Linked DNA regions of Mus musculus: all the other regions are linked to region 3. A link is a loop called in an ENCODE intact Hi-C map of the cell type or tissue named here. Cell type or tissue: left cerebral cortex. All regions are shown on one strand. Region 1 has its middle 11 kb from the start of Gm30687. Region 2 has its middle 72 kb from the start of Sstr1. Region 3 has its middle 120 kb from the start of Sstr1.

Evidence for each region. Hi-C counts contacts between places; a loop is a spot of excess contacts. Peaks named below come from ENCODE experiments on the same cell type or tissue, not always from the same donor. Only the 100,000 strongest peaks of a DNase experiment are listed, where the experiment ranks them.
Region 1: a loop joins it to region 3, with 10 times the contacts of the local background. A loop is called at or near these places in 2 of 42 quality-filtered maps.
Region 2: a loop joins it to region 3, with 6 times the contacts of the local background. A loop is called at or near these places in 2 of 42 quality-filtered maps.

What each region holds. Positions count from the first base shown.
Region 1 is chr12:58,423,912-58,427,911 of GRCm38, forward strand. No RefSeq gene overlaps it. Among named protein-coding and RNA genes, the nearest start is that of Gm30687, 11 kb to the right of the region's middle. In left cerebral cortex, no CTCF peak of the experiment used is centred here; DNase peaks (open chromatin) are centred at 2,471 and 3,124; H3K27ac peaks cover 2,230 bases.
Region 2 is chr12:58,137,401-58,141,400 of GRCm38, forward strand. No RefSeq gene overlaps it. Among named protein-coding and RNA genes, the nearest start is that of Sstr1, 72 kb to the right of the region's middle. In left cerebral cortex, no CTCF peak of the experiment used is centred here; a DNase peak (open chromatin) is centred at 1,922.
Region 3 is chr12:58,085,512-58,089,511 of GRCm38, forward strand. No RefSeq gene overlaps it. Among named protein-coding and RNA genes, the nearest start is that of Sstr1, 120 kb to the right of the region's middle. In left cerebral cortex, no CTCF peak of the experiment used is centred here; a DNase peak (open chromatin) is centred at 2,000; H3K27ac peaks cover 1,868 bases.

The DNA.
Region 1 (4,000 bases), 340 kb after region 3:
AGCCATAAATGACACCCTGAAATAACTGAAAATAAGGAAGTCCTTGACTGAGAAAAATGTTTATTAAAAAATAAAAATAAAAATGTACATTGAGGCTATTAATATCTCTGGTCAATTATTACTGGTAATGTTTTACTTTGGCTTTTTTTTTTTAACAAATATTACCATATCACAGGCTTGCATGCAGAAGAAAAATCACAACACATACAGAGGTTGGATTTCAGACACTGACTGAGGAAGTAGAATACATCCTAGTGGATAAGAAGAATCTACTGTATGTCCCTTTTTTCTCCAAGATCTGTCTTCCATGAGCCTCTATTTCATTTATGAAAGGAAATCTTATTAGAAGAAAAGAACTCAGTATATAGAGGCAAACATACTAATCAGAGGCTACTTTAAGTTCCCTTGTGAAGAATAGGAACTTTTCAAATCTATCTCATATCATAAAAAAGTAGCAAGATGCAGTAAAGTTAAGAAAACAAACTAGTGGGAGTATATACACTTCTAAGATAAACACCCAACACTTACTTAATAAATGCAAAGTGAGGTGTAATGAATGCTTAAACAATGAATAATGAATTCAATTGGTGGATTTGATGTAACTTTGCCTATTCACTATGAACCCTAACCTCTTCTTTCTTAGAATAGAAATACTAAGAAACACTAGAAATAGAAACAAATAGGTTAAAACCAAGGCCATTGGCAAGCACAGCTAACAAATTACAAATGCTATAATGTGTGACTGATATTTGTTTATATGAATATCAAAACTCTCAACCATGCTGCAGCACATACAGGTAAGGAAATATCTGGAGTCTGGGAGTTCAAATAACAGTCTCAAAAATAATTCAACATATTCTTCTTTAGCAGATAATATAAACATAAAAATCCAACAATATTTGATTCAGTATATTGGACAAAGTCACTAAAACAAAAGTTACACTTCTTGTTTTGCCTTACATACCAAGGTTTGACTCCCAAATGTTCAGAGTCCTAATGTAGCACCCTTTCTTTTGGAGAAATAACCCATTTAACCACTGTTATGTCAGCCTCCTTTTGTGAACATGATGCCCATGAAATTCATATGTGTTGATGTACATACCCTGAATTATTCCCTCTAATTGCAAAAAAAAAAAGTTCAATTAAATTAAAAAAAAAAAAAACATGGCTGCTTGTTCGCCCAGCCTGATGTTACACATTTAGTTCATCACCTGTCTTGGGCTAGTGGTGATAAAGCGTCCATGAATATTCATATCCCAGGGTTTGCGGGGCACATATTTGCATTTCCCTTGGAGAAATTCCTGAGCTGACTTTTCTGGTCAGTTTCTGGATAAGTGTGTGCTAAAACATAAAAATCTACCACTAGTCCCCTAAAGGCAGGAAATCAATGCCTATAAAGTCCTCAAAGAAAGAGCAAACGGAGATTTATGTGTCTAGTCAACACATAGATTAGATGTAAAGACAGAAAACAGACCTTTTGCAACATGAAATAGATGTACGTTTGCTGAGGCTCTTAAAAATTTGTAAGAAAAAGTGCTTCTGCTTTCCAGAGCAAAAGCCTGACTGTGAACAGAAAATCCGCTTAGCCTCAGAATTTAAAAAACAAATATGAAAATTTTTTGTTGTAGACTAGAATGCAAATGCCCTAGTCTAAAGCCATGTAGAAATAATAAAATTCATTGCTGTTGGCTAGAGAAGCGAATGGTGAAGTTAGATAGTATGAAGGAGCTGATCTTTCCTAGATACAAAATTAAAGGATATTTAAAATGGATAAAATAATAGATGAATCTATAAAAGAAATTAATAATCCCTAAAGTATAAAATCTGTGTAAAATGTCTCAGGGGGCAGGGAACAAATGAGGGTTAAAGTTAGCATGCCTTAGCTGTAAACCTGTTCATAAAGGAGGCCAATGTAAAGAGTAGATGACTAAGTATATTTCAAGTCAATCACTGAGAAACATAGACTGAACAATTCTAGGTGGGCTAGAGATAGTAAAAAGAATTTGTCTAATTGGCAGACATTTTCTGGACTTGATCTCCAGCCCTCAGGGGGCGGGGAAGGGACATACTTTCTTCTACAATTAAAACAGAAGACGTGACAAAATATGATGCCAGATTCAAGAACATTTTTGTAAGTCAATAAATTGATTTTTCCATGAAAATAAGGCTTCTTATGAGGCATAACGCCAAAGCTAACAACACTGTCTGCCAAACAGACTCATTTGCAACAAAATCCCAGTGTCCAGACAGCACTGTGAACCCAGAGCTCTGAAACCCAGACAGCACACACTGTGAGCCCAGAGCACTGTGAGCCCAGAGCACCATGAGTCCAGAGCTCACTGTGAGATGCTTAGTGAAGGTTCCATTCCACCCCAAAGTGCCCTGCCGCCTAGAGAAAAGCAGAGAGGCCTTACAGCCCCAGTGAGCTATGTTAGATTCTAGTTCACAAGCTGTGTCTCTCAAAAAATCTGCTGAAGTGTTTTTTCTTCCATTACAAGCATTAAAAATACTTTGGAGATTTATCACTTCCTGTAGAGTTAGCACCAAGGAAGCTAAGAGCTCCCCACAAGAGTGTGCTGGGCCCCACTTTCCCTGTCTGTCCACTGACCAGAGATCATGTGAGACTGACAGCTGAGTCAGAGGTATAAGAAGACAAATGGTGATCTTCCGTGACAGAAATCGCTTTCCCATCCCCTAGGCAGCCCCCGCACTCCATTTGTGTTAGGTCTTTGCCTGTCCTCATGGTTATAAGAAGCCTGGGCCAAGCAGCCCAGGAACAGAAGTAGTGCAGGTCAGCGTCTCATGGAAAGGGGCGACAGACAGAAAAGATGCATTAGAGCAATGAAGAATATGGATTTTGATTAGTCTGACCATATTTTTAACTAAAATTATGATAAAATCCAACTAAGAGTCTATCCTTGCGTACAGTAATACTACTGTGACTCCTCTTGGCTTTCAGACTTGGCCTCAGATACACGCATTAGAACCCTGATGGCACACTCGGTGCTATTCAAGGACACTCCATGTAGGAAGGGTGCTTTACCGCAAATACATTTTAGAGATTTGGATTATGCATGAAATGTGGAACATAAGGTAATAAAATGCAAAATACCATCCATCCTCTGAGTTCATTTAAAAATTCCATGGCCAGAAAAAGAGTTGCATCAGATTCAGTGCAGAGTCTCTCCACCCCCAAGGTGAATGCTTTTTCTAAGGCGACACGGGGGCTCTGAGAGGAATGAACCATTTGAAATGAAAATGCCCCCAGGGAAATGATGAAGAATGAGTGTTAAAATAAAAATGTTCTCAGCTCTCTCTCTCCCTTTGGTGTAAGACAGGATTCTATAAGCTCTGCCCCCTGACCATTATAAATAAATACACAGAGACGAAGTCACTGTCATACAGATGAGAACTGCTGTTTTCCCTATCCTGATTCATCTGATTCTCATCCCCCAAATAAAATAACCAACTAATTTAAAAAATATTACTTTTTGTAATAACAGGATTGTACAAAATCCTTATGATGTCCCTATCCAACCAACACAGTAGGCTTTCAATAGCTAACGTGCATGGAATGGCACAAATAAAGTTTATACTCTAACCTTCTTTAGGAGTTATGACTACCAAAACCCAGGCAAATGGAAAGCTTGATTCTGCTGACAGTTTAAAACTGTGGGGTTACAGAGGATGCCACACAGACGATTGTGTGTCCTACAAGTGATAACGTGGATATCCAGTGTTTATGAAAATGACAGGACCTTTCTTGGCTCTTGGATGTACTTTGAAGTCAGAAGCCAAGGTGCTTAATGAACATTGTCATGTAAACTTTCACTGACCAGTGGCCTCCAGGTTATGAAGTTCATGGATTATGGATCTTGGAGTTAATAAGACGTGGCCAGCTTTGCTGGAGAAGGGATGAGCTGGTCAGTCCAGTTTCCATTTCAGGTGTCCAGTTGCCCTACAGGTTCAGTCACATACTCAGTGTGGTTCCCAGGAAAGA
Region 2 (4,000 bases), 52 kb after region 3:
CACAGATATGTTATAATTGCAAGCCTGATATTTTCTTTAATTATCAGTTTTACAAACAAAACTCCTTTTAGTTGAGTTTACTATAGAATAGGTATTGAGTATAATCTCAGAACCTCATCAAATGCCATTTGTTTTATTCAGTGATTAGGATGTTCTATGTCTTTGAAAAGTATCCACTTTAGACAACTATTAAGATGATTTGTTAATAGTCACTCTCATGCACAAGGTAAAAGCAATCAATAGATGTATTGGACATTAATGTTCATGGAATATGCTAGTGTTATGTAAAGAGATCTTGAATTATAATTAATCAGCTGGTTTAGACTCACTGCTATTTGGATGTATATCCTGAATTTCACGTATTTAAGTCTTAATCTTTCATTGCAATATTCTTGAGAGGTAGGACTTGTAGGATGTGGTTAAATCTTGAGGGTATGCTCACAGGAGTGCATTAAAGGTTACCATGGGAACTGGTTAGCTATCCCAGGAGTGGGGTGCTCATTCACTAAATTGTTCTCCATCTCTTATCCCCTTCTTCTTCCCTCTTCCTTTCCCTCCTTCTCCTGTTTGCATCCCTACTCTTGCTTTCCTTTTACCTTACATCATTGGATGAAGGAGAAAGTCCCCTTGGCCTTGCACTTCCCAGACTCTGTGACTAAGAAACACACTCCTACTCTTTTAAATGTCCAGTCTTATGTTTTTGTAGCAGCACACAATCAACTAAGGACAACCTTGCTTTCTTGTTTTGTACAATTATACAAAGGTTACTTCAAGTCACGTCATAACAAATCATGCTATTGAAAAATTATTAGTGACTTACTTTGATGTAAGAACATTTCATCTAACTTTTACTCAAAAAATAAAGTAATGCATTTGTATTTGTTTGACATTTGAATCTTGTTTCAAACTTGGACATGAATGTCTTGTAATTACTGGCACAAAAAGAGGGTAGAGAACTGTTAGGACAGAAATGTTAAATGAAGCATAGTTCTGCTCTCTAACTTAACTCTAGCTTCAATCTTTGTTATTAAAATAAACATGGACCCAGAGTATGCTAAATGAAACAATCAATTTGTCATAGTTAAGGCTCGACTAATTTAGGATTATAATAAATGTATTTCTGGTATGTGCTAACACTCAAATATTTTTTCTATCAATAAGTGGGTTGGTATCTAAGTAACAAAATATTTTAGTTAACAAGATTTTTATTTTTTATTTGTATGCATGAGGACCTACATATATGCATGTATACAAGATGGATGTCTGGTGCCTATAGATACCAGAAAATGCCATCAGATTCCCTGGAACTGTAATTACTGCCAGGTAGGTGCTGGGAACTGGAGACTTTACAAAGGGAGAAAGCATTCCTAACCGCTGGATCGTTTCTCTAAATCCCTAATTTTTAAAATAATGATATGTCTTTGCAAGCCCTGGGTTGGTTAGTTCAGACCTTTAATTCTATCATTCAGGAAGTAGAGAGAGGTAGATCTCTATTAGCTGGATACCAACCAAGTCTACATAGTTGGATTCAGGGAAGGGATACACATGATACCCTGCCTAAACAAACAAACAAACAAACAGGCAAGCAATAAGGTTCCCAATCAATTTAAAACAGATCAATTAGCAAAAATACCATCTTCTATATTATCTTTAAGTGCATCTGATCATATTAAGAAAGATTACTTGCTTGTATGTTCTTCATAAGTGTGAGGGTTAATTTCATGTGTCAGCTTCCCTGAGGAACTGAGTGGCCAGGCATTTGGTGTAGCACTATTTTGAGTATATCTGTGGGTTTTTCTGGTTGAGATTAACATTTGAATCAGTAGACAGAGAAAAGTAGATTGCTGTCTGTGTGTGTCTGGGTGGGTGTATCATCCAATAAAACATAAAGGCTAAGCAGAAGAATAAATTCATTTTGGCTCTGGTTACTAGAGCTGGGACATCTGTCCTTTACTATCTTTGGACTTCTCAGATCTTGATCATGGGAGCACTGATTTGGCTGACTTCCTTGCTTCTCTGTACTTTGGTTGTAGCTGGAAACTACACTGTCGGCCCACTGGTTTCAAGTGTGACAATTAAACCTTGAGACTTCTCAATTTCTGTGATCATGTGAGCCAATTCCTTGTCACAAATCTCATTGTTTTATTTACATATATATATATATATATATATATATATATATATATATATATATATATATATGTATATGTGTGTAGAGCGTATGTGTATGTATCATTTATGTATATATATATATATTTCCTATTGGTTATGTTTCTCTGAAGAACTCTGGATAACTAAATAAACTAATTTCTATGAAAATACAAACAAGCATTTTTGTATTATAAGTAACCCATTTTTAATTATTTATTTTATGATCCATATCACAGACAAGAGTCATGCTGTGTGATTTTTAGTTGATATTTATCAGGAAAAAATGCTCACTTCTTTGTGTATTTAATCCCTGTCCTGTTTTTAATAATATATGGAACAAAGTTCACATGAAATTTGAATTATCTGAAGTGGCATTTCTCCATTAGTTGGACATTTGAATAGTTTCTAGCATAGTGCTCTAAACTTTAAAATCTGAGTTCTGTCTATTGGCAACTCTATATTCTCGCCATGAGTATTTATTAGTTCTATAATCAATTACAGTTTTAAAAATTAAGATTTCCAGAATTAGCCTTTGATGCTTTCTTCTGGAGATAACTATAAGAGATTATCCAAGTTAGGAAAAACCAGACCACAAAGCCCATGTTTATATGATATTACTAATAAGCAGCAAGTGAGTACACACCTACAGAAGACCTAAGACCCCCTAGGGCAAGCATTTTCTATCTTATTTTTTCTTTCTTATTTATTTGTTGATTTGTTTATTTATTTTGAGAGTGTCTCCTTATGTAATCCTTGCTAATGTCAATTTTTTTGCATACCAGGCTGACCTCATAAAAAACTAATACATATATTAAAGTGATATGCTTCATAAATATGTCTAATTATGTGCCAATTAAGCACAAATGAAAAAAATGGTAATTTTTTTCCTCCTTTAGCTTTAGAAGAGATTGGAGGAAAGTCATTGCCTGTGGACTCATCCTGTCCAAAAGAGTGATCAGCAGCTAATGATGCTACGCCAAAATGAGAGAAGATGGGTTGGAGACAGCTGCAAGGATGTTACCTTGGTGACCCAAGTACAATAGCTCAGGAAAGAGAATGGATCAGAGCTTTGTCAGCTCCTTAAAAAGTTCCCACAGCTGCTCTGAAATGAAGACTACCTAAATTTTAGATTGCAAAGCCACCAGAGAAGTGCAACTGGTTGTTATTTGCAGTTCCCAGGGTGGATGAGGGTGATGAGCACTTCTCAGTCCCTTATATCTTAAAGCATGGAAATGACCAAGATCTTCAAGCAGAAGGCATAAGATAGTTGTCCTAAGGAACATTTCAATTTGCAAGTTAACATTAACACTTTATTTTTAATTAATCTAAAATATATTCCTGCATATTTTCAATGTGTACAATGTGTTTGCATGACTTATATCCTTCTCCTATCCACTTTAATTTCTCCTGTGTTCCCTCTCCCTCTCAATTCATGATTTTATCTTTAGTTATTATTGATTCATAGGCACAAACATGTGTATACACACTTGCACAAAAACACATATACACATAACCTACTGAGTCTTTTTAGTGCTACATATATATTGGTATATATGGACATATAGATGTTTATACTATATATGTTTATACATATGCGCACACACATGTTTAAGGCTGTTCACTTGGGTGTAGGCAATAGCTCATCCCTGCAGAAGACCCTGTCTCCATCTTTTAGCAAGCATTCATTGGCTACAATTCTTAATCTAGGGGTAGAGTCCTATAAAATTTCCTCCATCTACACTGGCATGTCAACTGGCCATGTCATTATGTGTGTCTTACTTAGGTGACCATATTTTTGGAGTTTCATGGGTGCAGCTTCCCGATAATATATAGAGACAACAACCAGAAA
Region 3 (4,000 bases):
AAAGGTGGGTGCAATGGGGCACAAATAGCTTTTATCTGGTCTTTCTGCCTATAAAAATGGTCAAAAATATTTCAGGTGCCAATAACTATCACATGAATTCTCAGCCATGCCTTTGTCAGGTATGAAAATGTACAATCATATACGGTCAGATATATTGTTTGAGAGCCGATAGAGTGACATAAGAGAACTATTCCTTATGGCTTCAGCTCTTGGTTTACCTTCAATATTTTTTAGAGCTGAGCAGTTAAGACTTGCCAAGACTTACATAGTCTATACAGAGACACACTGGTTGCTGTTGTTCCTTCTTCTAGATAGTTTCTTCAAGGATATCTTTATTGGAAGCAGCTTTGGAAGATGAAATCTCTCCATGCAGAAATATGAGACACTCAGAGAACTGTTCCTAAAACCTGTGCTACTGAGCTGCCTTTTCACTCTCTCCAGTTATCAGTAAGGGTCTTTCTTCAAAGAGCACTCCTCTATCTTTGTAATCTTTGTCTATAACCCAGTAATGTACCCTGAATGATATACCCATTTGTATAAGTGACTTTAAACAGCTTTAAAAAAAAAACTTGCCTAAAATCCATGTTTCAGATTGCTAAAGCAGGAGGGCTTCAAACTCAGGCATCAACGAATCAACCTAGATACAGGAGAAGACTGTCTCAACAGACAAAGTTATATGTACAGACTTCAATTAATAATTGTTCTGTGTTAAATGTCTCTTTGAATAATAATTGATAAGTCTGATGATGGAAAAAAGTTACATATATTTTCTGACTGATGTGCTAATGGTAGCCCATGTCTAGTACACAAATGTCCTCTAGAGTTACAAATTATTTTGCACCTGAAAAATCTCTGCTAGATTTTACTTTATGATTCTGTTGGCAGTGAAATTCAATAAACCTAGCACATTGCTGTCATTAAAATATGGCCTCTCAAAATAGTTTTCTCAAAATAGGCTACAATATAAAATATTTAAAATTTACTCTGGATGTTGGAGGGTGTGTTCATGAGTGTCTACATGTAACCACAGTAGGAATCTATGGCACATTTGTGGTTTGAGATCTAGAACAAAGTTAGTGTTCAGAAAAATCTCAGAGTTAACTAAGATTATGGGGAATATATATTTGTGCTAATATATTAAAAGTTCTATTGAAGAACTCATGAGAGGAATGGTTAGTGATACCCTAAGAAAGCCTCATAGAAGAGAAATTTAAATGAAAGTTTAACTGAGGACGAAGCATTTCTAAGTTAAATTTCAAACCACAGGAGGTATATAGCACGGGATACTGTACTCAAAGCAGGGCATACTCTGTAGGTCAGGTTTAAGGTGTTCACAGGGCAAGAATCTTTACTGTATTGTTACAGTCTATAAAGGCCAGCAGTTCTTTTGAAAATTTGCTTTTAATTAGCACACAAAGTAATGAGCTTTATTATGGCATTTTTATACATTGTTTTTGCTGATTTCCCTCCTCTAATTCCCTGTCAGGAGTACCATTCTGAGAAGTAACTGGCCATGGTTCACCTAGCTTTAATTAGTTGCTGCGCTTACAGAATTCTAAAGTTAAAACTGTAACGCATACAGTCTACACAAGCCCTAATGTACACAGTTTCTTGAGCTCTAAAGATTTCCACTCAGATGAGGAAAGATGTTTAATGTGCTACTTGACCAACCTGGGCAGAGATATGAACAGGATTAGCAGACAAGACTGCAAACTAACAACAAAGACCAGGCTGTCGGAAGCAATGGTGCAATGGTGCATAAGAAAATGCAGATGAACTCAGCTCATGGCCCTAGGTATCTCACTGCTTCAATATGCTGTGCACTGTGTCAATTTGCATTCACCAGTCTCCTCTGAGTCATCAAGAAAGATTACATCATAGAATTTTATAATCAGACTAGAACTCAGAGGTTGTCCTGTCCCTTCTACCCAAAAAAATTATAACCTCAAACTGAGACCCACGTCTCCTTTTCTGCTGAAAGTGAATTGAATCCATACTTGTGAGGCAGCTCTCATTTTATATAGCTCTGAAGGTGTAAAAGTCTCCATATGTCACACTAAAATCTTCCTTGAGGATCATTTCCTCCCACAGGGAGTTTCTGAGGAGATGGGATAAAAAAACTACTCTCTTTTTTCATGCATGGGATTCTATTTGACATAAGAAGAAGGGGTAGAAAAATAGATCTGCAGACAGTTTCAGCCTCTAAAATCTCAGCTATAGGAAGAAAGTTCCCGACAAGTACCAGATCATTAATTTTCTTCCAGACTTATAGCAGCCTTCAGTCATGCCTGCATCCATAGTGATGATGTTCGTTTGGATACATTTCGAAATGCAAAGGCAGTGTCCTTAAATGACACACAGACAGCTTTAGGCGCACCTTGAGGTCCACTTTCAGCAATTTGAGATAAAAGCAAAAATATTGCAAAGTTCTTCCAAGGATGAGAGAGGAGGCTGTCTACACTTGCCTTTTTCTTCTGTGACAGGGACAAGACGGTCTCTCTTAAGTTGAGCTCACAGTGGAAGAACCAGAATAAACACAACTACTTTTTATCTTTTTCTAAGTCTAAGTAACTTGAAGAGCATCTTATTTTCTCCCGTGCACAGCCATAGAGCATCTCAGTTTATGATGTGTTTGTGTTCCACTCTTTTAAGAATCTGCTTCTCACTCTGACTGAATTCTTTTCTCTCCTCCTCTCCTCTTTTTTCCCCCCCTTCCTCTCTTTTCTTCCTCCTGCCTCTGTTTCCTTGTTTTGTCCTCCAGGATGATCTAAAACTTGTGATTGTCCTGCCTCATCTTCCTAAGTAGCTAGGATTATCAAAGCATGGCCCAGCTCCTGTATTTCTCTCCTTTCTGCTGCTCAGAAGTGTACCTACTACTCCCTCACAAACTTCTGGCTATTTTCAGGGTCGGGATAATTCCTCAGTGAGCTATTACATACGTTTACATAGGATGTCACATACTGAGCTAGAGTACAAGAGTAAACAAGAAAGTAGAAATTTTTTTTTCCTCTCATACTACTAAATAGTCAAATAATGTAGACTTATAAACAAATAATTTTGATAGAGTTTGATCTGTGTTGAGGAACCATGCAGAGTGCTGTAAGGACCCATACAATAGAGAGTTGCTCTGGATGGCTTAACAGAAGAAAAGGGTGAGACTGAGGGTTGGTAGGCATAAACTGCACACGGGTTTGCATGCGGACAGAACAACACAGGCAGTGTGCTTTATAAGGCAGAGATGAGAGAGCAGACTATATCCAGATACAGAAAGGCACTGCTCATGATTGGAATCTGAAATGGGGGTGACAAGAAGTGAGGGTTGAGGCAGCATAGATAATCAGGGGGAAGCTCACAAAGAGTCCTTAGAGCTATTAAGGAGTCTGGGCTTTGAGAGTGTAGCAATATGATCTTATTAAGCAGGTGGGGGTATGAGATTTGATAACATAACAATGGATTCTTTGAGATAAAAATGTTTTAAGTATCAGATTGGAAGCCAAAAAACAAACAAACAAACAAACAACGACAAAACAAAAACAAAAACAAAAAACCTAGTAGAAACTGTAGGACTGATCCAGAGAGAGATGGTGATCATGGTAGAGATGGAGGGAGGTCGTTGGATTGGAGATTCATTTAAGCAATAGAGTCAGAGAAGAGAGAGCTTGATTTAAAGCTGAGGGTGGTACAGAAAGAGGAATTGAAGTTAACCAGCAGCTTTCTGACTTGAACAACTGCAAGAATGGAGGAAATGAAGTGGGGAAGACAAAAGAAAGCACACGAGAAGGAGGGAGGGAGGGAAGGAGGGAGGGTGGGAGGAATGTTAGGAGTGTGGTTTACAGTTATCTAAATGGGAAATAATTTGGATATTTAAGACAGTCACAGCCAGTAGCTCAGCATATAGCTGCAAGGTTCACAGAAAAATAAGATTTCAATTCTTATGTAAAGATCTTATCGTTTTAGTTGTAATTGGCACTTGAGGGATAATTCCAGACCACTAGAGATG